2 separate regions of the Homo sapiens genome follow, and region 2 is linked to region 1. The links are chromatin contacts, found by Hi-C in ENCODE. All regions are on one chromosome and are shown on one strand. The core of a region is the stretch at or near the end of the contact, and the rest is flanking DNA. Distances in the headings are between cores, read along the strand shown.

Region 1 (2,711 bases), core at 1-2,500:
GAAAGACCTGCTCCTGTGACTCAATTACCTCCCACCGAGTCTCTCCCACAACACGTGGGAATTCAAGATGAGATTTGGGTGGGGACACAGCCAAACCATATCAGACATCTAGAGTCCAGAACTGTGAGAAAATAAATTTCTATTGTTTAAGCCACCTAGTCTGCAGTGTTTTGTTATGGGAGCCTGAGCAAACTAATACACTTCCTATGAAGAAAATCTCACGTGAAGTCCAAGCCTGTCTGGTCTAAGAGAAAAAAGTCACCACCTGAGAACTGGGACCACATTCTTTGTTCTAATTGTTCCAGCTAGTCCAGCTTCTCCACTAACCTACTTAATCATTACAGACATGGGCACTGTGACAATGATGGCCAGGTGTGTTGGGAATTCAATCACTTGAACAAGAATGTCCCTGGGTTATAACATCCAGGCTGCTGCTTTTTTTTCTAAAGCACCAGACAATTGCTTCACAAAGTTCCCAATAACTCAGCTCTCACCACTTGCTCAAAGCCAGTTTCTTAGGCCTTGAGGGGGGGAAATAGGCTATTTAAACTCAAATGACTATTGAGCTTTGTTGACAAAATACCACTTGGAAGAATAATGTAAATGGAATCCATCTTCAAGGAAGCAAATGTCAAGGAGCACTTCACAAAACCCATGTTCCTCTAGCCACAGTGACTTCATTACTACATCTGAGGGGAGAGAAGTGTGAGTTTAATTAGGTAAACATAGAGACAGTGTTTGGGAATCTCATTGTAACCAGTGAGAAGGCAAGGTTTTCATAGACAATTGCTGGATGCAACTAGGTCAGTCTCCAGATCTGAAATTAAACCCTTTATCTAAGGGTTACTACTTAAGCCAGCAACAAAGGAGCATTTTACCCAATTCCCACTCAGATTTAGAGATGTCAAGTTTTCCTTGTTTCTGACTAGCAACAACAGAAGAAATTAAAACAGCTCAGTCTGGAATATCCCAGGAACCCCCAAACTTAGCAAGATTTGGGGAATATACCACCTAGTCACTCCTTCAGAAAGGGGCACAGTGATGGGGGAGAGCACAGAACGCAGGCATCAAACACACCTGCATTTGAGTCCTGGCTCCATGGGTTACTAAGTGTGTGACTGTGAGCCAGTTATTTAACCTTCCATAGGCCTCAGCTCCCTTATCTATTAACCTGGTGAAATGCAGACCCCTCTGCATGGGGTTACAAGGTTTCAGCATGACTGGGTATGAAAAGAGAACAAAGAAGCTTCCTGGAGATGACTGTGGCCTTGGCTCACTGCCAGGAAAATGACTCATTTCTGTATGCCAGGGTTATAGTTCACTGTTACCCTGACAAATGAATGTGGAAGACCCATGATTTCCTCCACCCTCCTTCACTCACATAGTAAAAGTTAGCTACTGCCTGCAACATACCAGGCACCGTACAACACGAAACTGTAGGCTCCCCCTCCAGGAAGTGACAATGTCATTCCTAACCTGTTGGAATTTTAACACCTGTCATAAAAGGATCTCATGATGCTTTGAATACTTTCTCGAAAGGTGTCACATGCTGCAAGAATAGTAAGGACAGCAACAGCTATCATTTCCTACTTGGGTTGCATGTTTAATATTTCGTAAAACAATACTTTCACATATATCATATGAGCCCCACAAAGGCTCCAGAACTTCAGCATACAACCAGTAAGTTGCAGAACTGGATCACAAGCCCGACCTCCATCTCCCTAAGTTCAATAGGAATTTTCTGATACATTTTCTCCCAAGTTTGAAAGTAATATTACGCACAGAAAAGTTGGAAAAAAATAACCACACCTTATTTTCATCACCCAGAGATAGCCACTGTATCATTTTGTTCTATTTTCTTCCTATCTTTTTTCTATGCTTAAAAAAATTTTATTTAAACAAACTTGAGATCATACTATGTATAAAATTTTTTAGTCTTTTTTCCCCACTAAAAATGTTATGATTAGCATTTTCCCACATACTAAAACTTCAGCCTAAAATGTTATTAAAAAACAGAAAAACACAGCAAGCTTTATCTAGTAATTCCTGTTTTATATAATTGTTTCCAAACTTCCACAATTATGAATTATGCTGTAATGAGCACAAAACTTTTTGTTTCTGATTTTTCTTCAGATTGAACTATAAGTGTACTTAAGAGACTGATGACTCATTCTTTCATTCAACAAATATTTAATAAGCACCGACTAGGTACTGGATACCATTATAAACTGACGATACAGTAATAAGGAAACAAAGTAAAAAAACAGACAAGATATCCCTGCCTTCATGAAACTTACATTCTAGAGATATCAACAGTTTTAAGTATCTGTACGCATACTGTCAAATCACTTTTAGAAAGGTCGAACTATTTTATAACTCCAGTACATAAGTAGCTGTCTTACTACATTTTCACCAATGCTGAGTATTATGATTTAAAATTGTTGCTAATTTATAACACTTAATAAAAATATTGCATTCCTTAGAGATTTTTCTCCTTTGCTCTCTACCTCCATATATTCACCTCATCATAAAATACAAGTACATTGAAGAGACATTTAAGTTATCATCCAAAGTTGGTCTCCTAGCTGGGCATAATGACTCACAGCTATAATCCCAGCACTTTGGGAGGCCAAGGTGGGTGAAGCACTTGAGCCCAGGTGTTTGAGACCAACCTGGGCAACATAAAAACACCCCATCTCTACAAAATAATA
Region 2 (2,711 bases), core at 212-2,711, 1.8 Mb after region 1:
CATGTAGCAGGGGCAAAAACCCAAACCTACAATTGAATGAATAATTGAAATTACTTAATTTAAAGGAAATTTCCCAGTCATAATATTAACAGTATATAGTTTAATTACTTGAGTCAAGTGATCCAATACATTATGCGCAGAAAGACCTTTATAAATATATTTTAAAATAAAGTTCAAGTAGTTTGACTCTATGCACATGTTAATTCCACAGAATATTTCTGGAACAAAAACAGAACTTGCAGTTTTGAAGATAAATGTTAAAAAAGTGTGATAAAAATTACTGGATAGTTAAACATAAGAGGCAAGGAAACTATAAAGTTCAAGAATATGTAGCTTATTTTCTCCATTCAAATCCAGTATGATGTCCTCAATTTGTAAGATGTTATGCAAAGAATATTGTCTCAAAATTACATTAGAGAAATAACTTTAGCGTTAGAAGACCTAACTTTGGCAGCTGCTTACTAAATGTATTATCTTGCGTAAATTCTCTGAGGTTTAGATATTCTCATAATAAAACAAAGATAATTCTTGGCTGGGAGCGGTGGCTCACGCCTGTAATCCCAGCACTTTGGGAGGCCGAGATGGGCAGATCACGAGGTCAGGAGATCCAGACCATCCTGGCTAACACGGTGAAACCCCGTCTCTACTAAAAATACAAAAAATTTAGCCGGGCGTGGTGGCGGGCCCTTGTAGTCCCAGCTATTCGGGAGGCTGAGGCAAGAGAATGGCTTGAACCTGAGAGGCGGAGCTTGCAATGAGCCGAGATGGCGCCACTGCACTCCAGCCTGGGGGACAGAGTGAGACTCCGTCTCAAAAAAAAAACAAAAAAAAAACAAAAAAAAAAACCCAAAGATAATTCTCACCTTAAAGAGCTGTTGTCAGGATCACATGTGATGATATATGTGAAACTATTTTGTAAACTGTAAGATTTATAATAGAAATGTAAAGGTTTATTACTACTAAACTGAGTGGTAGTGACTTTAATACGCAGAATATGATAAAGGCTGTGAGTTTTAAATACAGTGTGAGGAGAGCATGAAGAAGGGAACCATTAATTCTTCTAAAGGCAAGGAAGAGATTTGAATCTGAGGAGGAGAGGTTATAGCTAGTCTGTGATGGTGCAGATGTTTTGCTTTTAGAGTAAGAGCAAGAGTGAGAACTAGAGCTAGTGAGCAAGAGAGAGAAGGAGAAGATGAAAGAGAGACAGAGAGAGACAGAAAAAGAGAAACTGACTTAGGTAGGGTGACTTAGCAGAGGGAAAAATTTGGCAAAGAGATGAAAGTTTCTATTTTGTTTGCATAAAGTTTCAATGTGACAAAACAGTGAAATTTAGCTTAGGGGTAGCAATTTTTCTACTAGTTTATCACTGATGTCTGAAATTTCACTTTTATGATGAATTCCTTTGGGTCATTGAGAAAGCCCTCCCTGTTATACCAAGAATGCTTAGTCATTCCTTCTTCTGTACAACAGCTACACAGCGTACCTGCTTTCATCACCATATTGACTGCATGCTTCATTTAATTTATTTATTTGTCTGCCTTCCTTAGCATCTTTATAGGTGGTGGGCATGGCAGGAAGGTCCTGTAATTGACACTATTCAGGTTTAGAATAGGCTTCAATAAATATTTATTGAATGTAATTGCCTGTGGTTAAAATACAAACACTTCTGAGAACTGTAACAAAATACGCGTCATCAAAGTTAGCTAAGATTATTTTTCCCACAAAAATCCCTTAGGGATACTAGAAAAAGTGGTAAAAGATTTGAATTTATACAAAGCCCAGAGAGAACATCACAGTAGGAGGGCCCTGGGCCCTGAAGTGTGGGAGGTTTCCAGAGATTAAGAAAAAAGGAAAGGAGAAACATAGAAAAATAAAAAACCTTCATCCTCTTCATATTTTTTCTAAGAATCTGCTCTCCCAACCTTCAAGAAATTCATAGTTCTTTTGAGAAGAAAAGAGTAGCAAGCAGAAAACAATAAACAAGGAAGAACTTTATATCCGGGTTTTCCAAATTCAGACCATGTGAAGTTGATTTATGGAGTGGAGGAAGCAAAATGCATCAAAGACACATATTAATCAGTAGTATGTCTTCTATTCATGCATGACTTTCTCATATGTGCATATTAATAGACCCTGTTGCGATTAATAAAATACAAGTTATATAAGATAATTCAGAGCTATTTAATCAAAATATATGTTATTTAGCAACTAACTATAAAGGTAGTACTACCAAGTTGGGGAAAATGGAAGTTGTCATTGATAAACAATTTTTGTTTGAATAATTTAAAATGAAAATGTGGGAAGGACTACTGCACACCAGCTTTGAAAGACTGCTTTTGGCATTTCCTACCTCTGAGTCGTGAAAACTGATGTCAGGCCACACTCTACCATTAACTAGCTGGTCATTTGGGGAAAACCACTTTTTCTCACCAAGTCTTTGACTTAATTTTTCTGTGCTAGTAAAATGTGGATTAGAATAATCAAGAAAGAATATTTTATAATTGTGAAAAGTATTTGAATGAGATTCAGGCATGATAATTCCCCCGTATAAAGATTCACCAAAATTCCAGCGATGTGAAATTTGGTTATTTGAATTTCAGAAGAAAGGAGAGAAAACTGCTTTTATCAAACACCTGCTATTTCAGATATTTTGAATTACCTTAAAAATATAATCCTCATAGGCTGGGCGCAGCGGGTCATGCCTGTAATCC

The links. A loop is a pair of places that touch in the nucleus more often than their neighbours do. Pooled maps may share reads with other maps.
Region 2: a loop to region 1 is called in a map with no recorded cell type, with 23 times the contacts of the local background. The contact joins two enhancer-like sites. A Hi-C loop is called at or near these places in 3 of 37 single-sample maps with no recorded cell type and 6 of 50 pooled maps.

What each region holds. Positions count from the first base shown.
Region 1 is chr11:86,591,826-86,594,536 of GRCh38, forward strand. All of the region lies in intron 2 of ME3 (malic enzyme 3), which reads right to left. Among named protein-coding and RNA genes, the nearest start is that of ME3, 79 kb to the right of the region's middle. Within about 2 kb of position 1,251, at least 19 of the 41 ENCODE cell types and tissues checked have a DNase peak (open chromatin) inside an H3K27ac peak, as active enhancers do.
Region 2 is chr11:88,356,215-88,358,925 of GRCh38, forward strand. All of the region lies in intron 1 of LOC101929174 (a long non-coding RNA gene), which reads left to right. Among named protein-coding and RNA genes, the nearest start is that of CTSC, 20 kb to the left of the region's middle. RefSeq lists a cis regulatory region at 1,334-1,539. Within about 2 kb of position 1,462, at least 3 of the 41 ENCODE cell types and tissues checked have a DNase peak (open chromatin) inside an H3K27ac peak, as active enhancers do.